Linked DNA regions of Homo sapiens: region 2 is linked to region 1. A link is a contact called in ENCODE POLR2A ChIA-PET data. All regions are on one chromosome and are shown on one strand. Each heading gives the region's core, a stretch centred on a gene start or an enhancer-like site at or near the end of the contact. The rest is flanking DNA. Distances are from core to core; before and after follow the strand shown.

What was found. ChIA-PET counts read pairs that join two places held with the same protein, here RNA polymerase II (POLR2A).
Region 2: POLR2A ChIA-PET joins it to region 1 with 13 read pairs in H1. The contact joins the promoter of EIF4G1 here to the enhancer-like site in region 1. POLR2A ChIA-PET finds 5 or more read pairs at or near these places in 2 of 52 experiments (H1 and PC-9).

The regions. Positions count from the first base shown.
Region 1 is chr3:183,272,686-183,278,261 of GRCh38, reverse strand. MCF2L2 (MCF.2 cell line derived transforming sequence-like 2) reads left to right here. Exons shown (of 30, transcript NM_015078.4): 15 at 1,305-1,390. It overlaps B3GNT5 (UDP-GlcNAc:betaGal beta-1,3-N-acetylglucosaminyltransferase 5), which reads right to left. Exons shown (of 2, transcript NM_032047.5): 2 at 4,877-5,576. Among named protein-coding and RNA genes, the nearest start is that of B3GNT5, 22 kb to the right of the region's middle. Within about 2 kb of position 2,686, at least 8 of the 41 ENCODE cell types and tissues checked have a DNase peak (open chromatin) inside an H3K27ac peak, as active enhancers do; they include PC-9, where a contact is called at or near this core.
Region 2 is chr3:184,311,320-184,316,895 of GRCh38, reverse strand. EIF4G1 (eukaryotic translation initiation factor 4 gamma 1) reads right to left here and starts at 2,290. Exons shown (of 33, transcript NM_198241.3): 1 at 2,222-2,290; 2 at 1,351-1,407; 3 at 1,040-1,133; 4 at 678-764. The coding sequence starts at 1,099. RefSeq lists enhancers at 1,021-1,642, 2,367-2,867 and silencers at 1,480-2,189, 2,210-2,539.

The sequences.
Region 1 (5,576 bases), core at 1,437-3,936:
TGATGAGATATCTTTTATTTTTATTTGTTTAATAAACAATATAATAAAAAATATATATATATATATATTTTTTCTTTTGAGACAGGGTCTCACTGTGTCGCCCAGACTGGAGTGCAGTGGTGCAATCTCAGCTCACCGCAACCTCTGCCTCCCAGGCTCAAGTGATTCTCCTGCCTCAGCCTCCCAAATAGCTGGATTACAGGTGCCTGCCACCATGCCCGGCTAATTTTTGTATTTTTAGTAGAGATGGGGTTTCACCATGTTGGCTAGGCTGGTCTTGAACTCCTGACCTCAAATGATCCACTGACCTCAGCCTCCTAAAGTGCTGGGATTACAGGCATGAGCCACTGCACCTGGCCAACTTTTATATATTGACACATGAAAAATATTATCTGGTCCCTAGTCAGATATATATATTAGAGGGAACTAAAATTTAGATTCTTATTGGACTGACATCCTATTTTAAAAGGAAAACATATATATATGTTTCCTCCACTTTAGGAGGCTGAGGTCAGTGGATCATTTGAGGTCAGGAGTTCAAGACCAGCCTAGCCAACATGGTGAAACCCCATCTCTACTATAAATACAAATATATATATATATATTTGGAATATAAGATTGCCATATTGTTTTAGAGCTGAATTGGCAAAACTAGTATCCCAGGTACTTCTTTAGTTAGACTTGTTATCACGCATCTGTGAAAGCCTACACTGGGCTTACTTCATCTCTGCCTCCAGCACTTTCTGGTCTCAGGGCGAGTGCAACTTTTCCAGACCTTGATTTCTTACAAGAAAAAAAAAAAGGAGATGTTGAATGCAGTGATCGCTTTACTGTCCTCTTATGAATCAATAGGGGTGGGGCAGTAAAGTATGAATAGCCCTTCATGATTAAGGGGAAAGGACACCTGCTTTTTTTTTTTTTTTTGGATATGGCATCTCGCTCTGTTGCTGAGGCTGGAGTGCAATGGTGTGATCTTGGCTCACTGCAACCTCCGCCTCCCAGGTTCGAGCAATTCTCCTGCCTCAGCCTCCAGAGTAGCTGGGATTACAGGCGCCTGCCACCACGCCCGGCCGATACCTGCTTTTGGGAAGGAGTTTTTAGTGTGCCTAAAGGAAGCCAAAAAGGGCAAACCATAATGGATCCAGAGTGGCTGGGGAAAACCTGAGAAAGCGGCATGAGAAACTGGATATTTTGCTTATCGAGAGACTCAAAACCAAAATCAAACACAGAAATTGGGAGAGAGAAAAATATAGATTAGGAGGTCCCTACAATATCAAATCTTACCAAAATTTCTTTCACTTCAGAGTGAAGAAATCTTTGAAAGCCATCATGAAAGGGGGAACCCTGAGCTGGAGCAGCAGGCCAGGCTCGGAGACCTTTCCCCCCGCAGGTAAGACTGCACATCCGTGGGTGCAGGGGGCGAGGGGGTGCGGGGCATGGGTGGCGAGGATCCTCTCTTTTACACCTCAGCACCTGTCTTTCCCAGATAAGAATCATAATATTTATCCTCTATACTAACCTTCATTTATGTACCTGAGAACAAAATTTGTGGATCCCACAAAAGCAACAAGCAAAAGAGCTTAAAGTGACATCTTAGAAACCAAACTTCTAAGAATACAGTGTTTTAAAAAATTGGGCTATCAAGAGAATATTACATGTAAGCTAATGTTGATATTGACTGAATTATTGGTTTAAACACATTTAAAGTCTCTTGGTTCCCCAAAGACACAAATTTATACAAATGCTGTTTTTGCTCTGTAGAAAGGTGTTTGCATCCTCAGAAATGCTGTGCCATTTAGAAAGCCTAAATTAGGGAGGTAAAAGCCAAAAATAACACGGGGAAATTTATTTTAAAAAAATATTTATACTCAGAATCCCCATCATGATACCTGTTCTAGTGCTAGTCACATTATTTATACCCACGCTGGTTGACTTGTAAGCTTTTATCCATGGCGTCTATCATAATGCTTGACTCTTAGCAGGCCTCTGAAAAATGTCTGTAGAATGAATGAACAAACATCTTTAGGAATGTGCTCCTTGATTAAACATAATATTAACTAGACTACTTTATATTCTTTCACTTACGGTGTATTCAAAGAAACATGTGGGCTCTTACTGATTGCCATGTTCCTGGAGTTATAATGAATGGCCCAATTCAGCATGTGGGCGTTGAATGGTATAATCTCTGAAAAACACCATTTGGCAATGATATGTTCTCTAGTTTTCCTTAAGTGACAGTTTATCTTTTGAGACTTTTACTAAAACTCATACCTACTTTTGTAAGAGTCTTAGTGTTCTTTAAGTTAGTTGATGAATTATTGTATTAACTTATAACAGGCCAGGTGTGGTGGCTCAGGTCTGTAATCCCAACACTTTCCAACACTTTGGGAGGCTGAGGTAGGAGGATTGCTCGAGCCCAGGAGTTGAAGACCAGCCTGAGCAACATAGTGAAGACACCATCTCCACAAGAAATTAAAACATTTAGCGGGATGTGGTGGGGTGCACCTGTAGTCTCAGTTACTCAGGAGACTGAGGTGAGAAGATTGCTTGAGCCCAGGAAGCTAAGTCTGCAGTGAGCTAAGCTGTGATCACACAGCTGCACTGCAGCCTGGGTGACAGAGCAAAACCCTGTCTCAAAGAGGAAGAAAAAAAACAAAAAACGTATGGCAGACTGCCAAATCATACTTATGAGAAACACAAAGGAATAAAGTTACAGCACTCAACTAAAGAAACAAAAATATCTTTATGTTCTTGCAAAAGAACTTTGAGAAAAGGCAAAATTAGCCACTGAGTTAATCAAGAGGTAGAATCTGTAAGACTACTGTTTTTGTTCTACCACCAGCTTTGACTAAATACCTTAAGATCACCAGTCTTTGCTGCAACTGTTTAATCTGTATTTCCTTATTCCTTTTTGATTTTATAGATTTGAGTTTTGCTGCATAACTAAACAAATTTGCTTGGTATATAGAAGGCTTTCAGATTTTGGGGAGATGATTAATTATTCAGAACCCTAAGTGGACACTGTACAAGGCATGGTTGCCTTCAGAACTTACAGCTCGTAAAAAAACACATGGAATGATTAGTAGGTAGTACGATAATATATGTGACTAAATATAAATTTGGGGAGAAGGGAAGGAAGAGATGCTTAAGGGAAGAGAGGAGGTAGAATTGGATTTCCAAAATTTCAACAGGTATAGGAAAAACAGTGCTCTTGGCAAGGGAAACCAACTTAAGCAAGGTATGGTCATGATTGACATTTGTGATAGATAATAGTGGCAGTGATAAAAAAAAAAAAACCAAGCTATAGGGAATGAAGGAGGAAAAGTTTACGTAGGGCGTTGAAAACCAGGTAGAAGAGTTTAGATTTGATGCTGGAGGCAGTGAGGAGTCTTTGAGGTCTGGAGTAAAGGAATATTGTAATGAAAGCTATGATTAAGGATTGTGTCACTGCAGAATGCGGAAGTGATCGGAAGGAAAACTGACTCAAAGAGACATCGAATATTCCTCTCATTATTATCACAGAATGAATAACCTTGCATATCAAGAGTTCTCTGGTTCTATTCTCATTGCAGCTATAGCATCCAATTAAAGTCCCCAAATATAGGTCATTAATTAATTCTTCCAAGTCATCACATTTTAGTACCAACTACAAACACTCCTACCACGACTTGCAAGTAAAAAGTTCTACCATAAACAAATAATTCGGATGCTTACAAGTTTTAAATATAGATTGAGTTACACAATATGCCATGTGAAGAACTGAGCAGGAATCAGGTAAAAACAGATGAGAGCACATTACATGCAACTATATCGAAGCACCAGACACTCCAAAGTAGGTGTAAGGGCATTCCTGATATTAAGAGATTAGGGTTAAAATTGACTGTATTTCAGACAGCTAACCGTGTCAAAGAAAAGGAAAACGTAACCTTTTCAAATGGTATCTTAAAGCGCTATAACTACAGGTGATTTCATCCCTCTCTCAACAGATTATAGTCATGCATTGCTTAACAATGAGGATAAGTTCTGAGAAATGCATTTTTTTTTTTTTTGAGACAGTCTCGCTCTGTCGTCCAGGTTGGAGAGCAGTGGCACAATCTCAGGTCATTGCAACCTCCCTTTCCCAGGTTCAAGCAATTCTCCTGCCTCAGCCTCCCGAGTAGTTGGGATTACTGGTGTGTGCCACCACACCTGGCTGATTTTTGTATTTTTAGTAGAGATGGGGTTTCACCATGTTGGCCAGGCTGGTCTCAAACTCCTAACCTCAGGTGGTCCACTTGCCTCGGCCTCCCAAAGTGCTGGGATTACAGGCGTGAGCCATGGCGCCTGGCCAATAAATGCATCTTTAGGTGACCACATCGATGTGCAAACATCCCAGGTTATACATACGAGAACCTAGATGGAATAGCCTACTAGACACCTAGATATATGGTAGAGCCTATTGCTCCTGGGCTAGAAACCTGTACAGCATGTTGCTGTACTGAATACTGCAGGCAATTGTAAGACAATGGAAAGTATTTGTGTATCTAAACACATCTAAATATACAAAAGGTACAGTAAAAATCTGAAATAAAAGATAAAAAATGGTACACCTGTATAGGGCAGTTCCATTACAATTTCATGGGACTATCATCATATATGTGATCCATCGTTAACCGAAACGTCATTTTGTGGCACATGACTACATTAGGAAAGAACATCTCCCCATCCAGATATTCCAGCATGAGTCATTTAACAAAAAGTACATCTTAGGTGGCTCTATAATGCAGAGAACATGATAATCCTATAGGAACAGGGCTAAGACCATGTAGTACATTAAGACAGAAGGAATGATTATATAAGCAATGTTCATGAAAAAGTTTAAATACACATCTCATGATAATTTTTCAGTTGTTTATTGGAAACTATAGATTTTTTTTAAACTCACTAATTATTTTGCCATACAAGAGCAAAATTCAAGTAATACAAATATTTAACATTTTGGTATAAAATTAACAATATGGAAAAAAGATGCAAACCAACCAAAAGGTAAAAAAATTTTAACAATAACACTGTGTATAACCATCTTCTATTCAAGTGACCATCCAAGCTGATAGTTTATTTTCCCTTTGTTGACATTTTTTAAAAAGATAGCCCTACACTGGAGCACCAAAAAGTTTTTTCCTTCTTTTTTAAAAGGTTGGAACCCTTTTATTTACAGATACTCTTCTCAGTACTTTAAGTAAGTGTGATGAAGGAATCATCTAGCAACTTCCTTCTTAGAAAAAAAGGAAGTGCCTTCATATTTCCTTGAAATTTAAACTTGTTCCATTCTATTCTAAGCAAAAATTAAAAGGACACAGTTCAGAAGAGCTCTTTCAGCAAATAAATAATTGTTTCACAAAAGCACTGCTGTAAACAAGATCACTTTGATGGCCAGAGACACTTATGTTTTCAACCAATGGCAACCTTAAACACTTCCAAGTATAGATACACAGGGTATATATGGGCAAAAGGCAATACATCATTAATCAATCAACTAATAAAAATTAATTATAAGCTTGTTGCTTGGTCAAATATGCTTTTGTTCTCTATGTTTT
Region 2 (5,576 bases), core at 1,041-3,540, 1.0 Mb before region 1:
AGATGTAGCCCCTAACATGCATCACTCGGCCTCCAACTGAGAACCTGGACACCAAACAAGTCACTACCCTGAAGATCCCCATTCCCTGTGTCTAGCCCCTGACTAGGGTGGAGGGTAAGGATGAGACCAGAAGACTGTCCAGGGTTGGGAAAGGGATATTACCTGCAGAGACCTGAATCCTCCCTGAGAGCACATGGGGATAGGAAAGAAGAGAATTACCCCCAAGGTGATGGCGGGGGGAGGGAATGAAGGCAATAAGACAGGACAAGAATCCTCCCACTTAGTAAGGAAGAAGCTGGGGAACAGAGAAAGGCAAGGACCAGCTGGAGTGTTTACCTCACCACAGTCCAAAGAGAAAGCAGAGAGAGCAATAGAGCAATAGCAGCCTCCGGTAAAAGGAGCAAATAGGAAAGCAAGAGCTGGCAGCAGGGCCCAAAGCACTGCCCCCAATTCTCAGAGGCACTAGGATCCCAGTAATGCCACCCTCATTGACAACATACTATCCAAGGGACCAGCCACCGTGAGTAATCAACAGGGCAAGGCGCAGAGCCGCATGAAAGAACACAGAGGATTAAGGCCAGGTATGGGGCCTCCAGTTTCCATCCTAGACCTAAACTGGCCAAAGCTTTCCACTGCTCCCACCCAGGTCCCCTACTCCCCTCCCCACAGCCCCTCACCTGGCGGGGCTGAGAAGGCGTGTTCATTTGTGTCGCTTGTGGCGTACTGAACACCACCGGCGCTGTCTGCCCCGGGGGAAACGCTGGCTGAAGAGGGGAGACCAGAGTTCAGCAAGAGGGGAAGCCCAGGTGGGGCAGAAACCCAAGCTGGTGAAATAAGGGGAGCAGATCTGCGGCAAGAGCCTTAACAATCCACATACCCCCTCCCCGTGACAGCCCCCGGGGACAGCCCAGGGGCCCTGTCTCAATTTGGCAGCAGGCGGCTGCACTTTGCCCTGACACAGATGGGGGTAGGAAGATCCAGAGGCTGGAGACTGCCTGGTCTCCCCCACCCCCACCCCTGCTAATTCCTCCCTAATTACCTGTGGGAGTCCGGGGGATGGGGCGGGTGGGGGGCCTGTGGACTGTGGAGCTTTGTTCATTTCATTTGGTGCCACATCAGGGTCCCCCCAGCACCTGTTGGGAAAGAGTGGCGCTCAGGAAGAGGAAGGGACCCAAGCTTAAGGCAAATGGGGCGGTGAAAGGGTTGATGCAAGGGCTGGGTCCCATACGGAGTCCCAGAGATGCCAAGAGGGTGAAGCAGAAAAGATACAGCCTGTCCCCACCAACATGCTGTCAAACCCGCATCACTTCCAACCAACCCCTGACCTACTGAAACAGACCCCTCACTCACCCCCTCGATTAAGAACAAGTCCACGGTGCGGCCTACAGGTTCTGGGCATCCGAGGGCCTGGGGTTGGGAGGTGAGGGTATCAACCTGGCTCCGCGGGGCCCCAGACCAACCAGACCGGAAATTCCAGGTCTCGCTGGCACCAGGCTCCCGGATCACGAACGGAGCTAGCTGCTTCGGCCGTGGCGTCCCCACCCCCCACCCGGGGACACCGGGTTCGGGCCTGGCCCAGGGGCACACAGGATACGCCTGCCGCCGGGGAACCCGCACTGGGCCAGAAGCTAGGCCTGCCGCCGCCCAGGAGTGTAGGCCAGGAAGGGCGGGAGTCAGGCCCTAAAAGGCCAGGCGGGCGGCGGCCGTCGAGGAGCCGGTTTCAGGCAAGTGAGGGTCGGCCCGGAGGGCGGGCGGGGCCGGGGGCTCCTCCCTGCCCGCCGCCACCGCCTCCCTCCCCTGCGCCCTCCCTGCGCAGCGCGGGCCAGTGCCAAAGAACAACGTGTCACTTCCCGGCGGCCTGGCCGCGAAGGGGGGAGGGGGCGGCGGGCCGGGAGCCGTGGTGCCTGCGCCCGTGGGCTGCCGGGCCTCCTCGGGTCAGGCCGAGGTGGCATTTCGCGGCGACGAACCCGGCGCCCTACCAGCCCGCGGGGCCCGCATAGTCCGGCCCTGCGCTCCCCACCCCCACCCAGCAGCCAGGCCCGGCCGGGCCAGGCACACGTGGGCCGGGGATCGGGACCCTGGCGGGCCGGGGCCCTGGGTCGGGCCGCGGGGCCAGGGCGCCGGGGCGGCGGCGCAGGGTGGCCGGTCCCGGCCCGGATGGCGGCGGATGCGGGGGGAGGGGGTGGGGGGGCCGGGTCGGGCCCGGACATGGCGGCTTTACCTTCAGTCTCCTTCAGTCCGCGCGGCCGAGCCCCACGCAGCCGCACAGACGTAGTCCACAACCATTTCCGGCTCCCCGCACAGATCCCGCTCGGCGGCCACCGCTTCTCCGCAGGCGCAGCCGGCGCCCCCACGTGACCGGCGCAGGGGGCGGAGCCGCGCCGGGCGATCTGCGCCGCCGAGCACATGGGATTTGCCCCCGCCCCGTCACGTGACAGCCACAGCCCGCCCCCGTGTCCCCTCCCGAACTTTGAAACTCCCAGACCGATTCCCCTCTGTGTTTCTCTCTGTTCCGCGATTCTTTAGTTCATTCATATTTTAAGCAACCATTTATTGAGTGCATGCTAAGTACAAGGCGAAGTGCTGGTTGAGGGCTGAGAAACTGAAATCAAAGTCTCGGCAAAAAAAAAAAAAAAATAAGCGGGGCGCGGTGGCTCACACCTTAATCCCAGTACTTTGGGAGGCCGAGGTGGGCGGATCACGAGGTCAAGAGATCGAGACCATCCTGGCCAACATGGTGAAACCCCGTCTTTACTAAAAATACAAAAATTAGCCGGGCGTGGTGGCGCACCCGTAGTCCCAGCTACTTGGGAGGCTGAGGCAGGAGAATTGTTTGAGCCCGGGAGGCAGAGGTTGCAGTGAGCGGAGATTGTGCCACTGCACTCTAGCCTAGCCTGGCGACAGGGCGAGACTCCATCTCAAAAAAAAAAAAGAAAGAAATTAAAGACTCCGTCCTGCCTAAGTAAATCGTGATACAATACGAATTATGCAGGCTTTGAAAATAATTTAGATTAGGTCATTGAAAGGCCAATAACAAAGGAAATTAAAAGGATAGAAACATTCTAATTAGGCAAGTAGTATGAGATTTGTAGTTTAAAAAGATCATGGGCCGGGCGCAGTGGCTCACGCCTGTAATCCCAGCACTTTGGGAGGCCGAGGCGGGCGGATCACGGGGTCAGGAGATCTAGACCATCCTGGCCAACATGGTGAAACCCCGTCTCTACTAAAATACAAAAAATTAGCTGGGCCTGGTGGCGCACGCCTGTAGTCCTAGCTACTCGGTAGGCAGAGGCAGAGAATTGCTTGAACCCGGGAGGCGGAGGTTGCAGTGAGCCGAAATTACGCCACTGCACTCTAGCCTGGCGACAGGGTGAGACTCCATCTCAAAAAAAAAAAAAAAGAAAGAAAAAAAGAAATTAAAGACTCAGTCCTGCCTAAGTAAATCGTGATACAACACGAATTATGCAGGCTTTGAAAAGAATTTAGATTAGGTCCTTGAAAGGCCTATAACAAAGGAAATTAAAAGGATAGAAACATTCTAACTAGGCAAGTAGTATGAGATTTGTCGTTTAAAAAGTTAGAAACATTCTAACTAGGCAAGTAGTATGAGATTTGTCGTTTAAAAGGATCATGGGCCGGGCGCGGTGGTTCACGCCTGTAATCCCAGCACTTTGGAAGGCCGAGGCGGGCGGATCACGGGGTCAGGGCGGATCACGGGGTCACCATCCTGGCCAACATGGTGAAACCCCCATCTCTACTAAAATACAAAAAATTAGACGGGTCTGGTGGCGTGCGCCTGTAGTCCCAGCCACTCAGGAGGCAGAGGCAGAAAACTGCTTGAACCCGGGAGGCAGAGCTTGCAGTGAGCCAAGATTGCGCCACTGCACTCTAGCCTGGATGACAGTGAGACTCTGTCTCAAAAAATAAAAATAAAAATAAAAAATAAAGGCAGGCACGGTGGCTCACGCCTGTAATTCCAGCACTTTGGGAGGCCAAGGCAGGCAGATCACCTGAAGTCAGGAGTTCGAGAGCACCCTGGCCAACATGGTGAAACCTCATCTCTACTATAAATAGAAAAATCAGCCAGATGTGGTGGCAAGCACCTGTAGTCCCAGCTAGTGGAGAGGCTAAGGCAGGAGAATCGCTTGAACCTGGGAGTTGGAGGCTGCAGTGACCTGAGATCACAACTGCATTCCAGCCTGGGCAACAGAGTGAGACTCTGTTTCAAATAAATAAATAAATAAATGAAATAAAATATAAAAAGAGCAGACACTCCCACGGAGGGGCAAAAGCGTAAGGATGGAAGAATAAGGACAGAAGAGAAGTAATCTTAAAACTGACAGCCGGTCGGGGGCGGTGGCTCACGCCTGTAATCCCAGTATTTTGGGAGGCTGAGGCAGGCGGATCACCTGAGATCGGGAGTTTGAGACCAGCCTGACCAACATAGAGAAACCCCGTCTCTACTAAAAATATACAAAAATTAGCCAGGCATGGTTGCGCATGCCTATAATCGCAGCTACTCAGGAGGCTGAGGCAGGAGAATTGCTTGAACCCGGGAGGTGGAGCTTGCGGTGAGCTGAGATCCTGCCATTGCACTCCAGCCTGGGCAACATGAGCGAAACTCCGTCTCAAAAAAAAAAAGAAAAAGCTGACAGAGGCCAGAAGGGACCATCATCTACAGCCAAATCCACAGGTCAGATTGCTTGAGTTTTCATCCAAACTCTGATACTTATTACCTGGCCAGAATTTGTTAACTTTCCCTACTCAATCAAGTCCCCCAAATATATTGTTGCTTACGTAATAGATAGTGCCTAACCTGAAAATCTGGGATTCATCCTATATTCCTTCTCCATCCACACACTACATCTAATCAGACACCAGGTCTTACTGGTATTTGGATCAAAATCAAGTCCTATTGATCTTATCTTTTAAAAAATAACTATTCTACCCTTCCCTATGTCCCCATTTCAACTGCCTTAGTTCAAGCATTCATTTTCCTTGCCTGCTCTCCTGTCCTCCAGGGTTAGCTTTCTCACCCAGATAGCTGATCATGTCACTTTTCTGCTCTCATTCAGTGGGCCCCATTGAAAGATACTGTCAAATTCTTAGCACAACAAAGCTCTTGTAAACCTAGTCTGAGCCTGAATTTCCAGCTGTATCTCCTACCACCCTTTTCCCTGGCCCCTATACATTTAGCCAAACCAAATTATCTGTAAGTTTCTGAAAACAGCTTTTCCTCCTTCTTGCCTTTGCTACTCCCTTAGCTATATTCTGCCCTCTTTTCCTCTGTACAAACTTATCTTCCTCTAAGGATATAAGCTTCCTCAAAGTCCCCCGATTGCCCCAGGCACTTAGGCCCCATCTCAGTGATACCAGGGTACCTTGTTCACACCCTGGTAAGTATCGATCACAGTTGTTTTCATCATTTCATTAAACTTTTTGAGCATAGGGGTTTTTTTCTGTATTTGCATCCCCATAAATTAGACGAATGTCTGATGCAGAGTAAGGCTCCACTGCTATTCACTGATGAATGAAGAACTAAAGGTGAAAGGTTAAAAGCCACTATGAAACTGTCT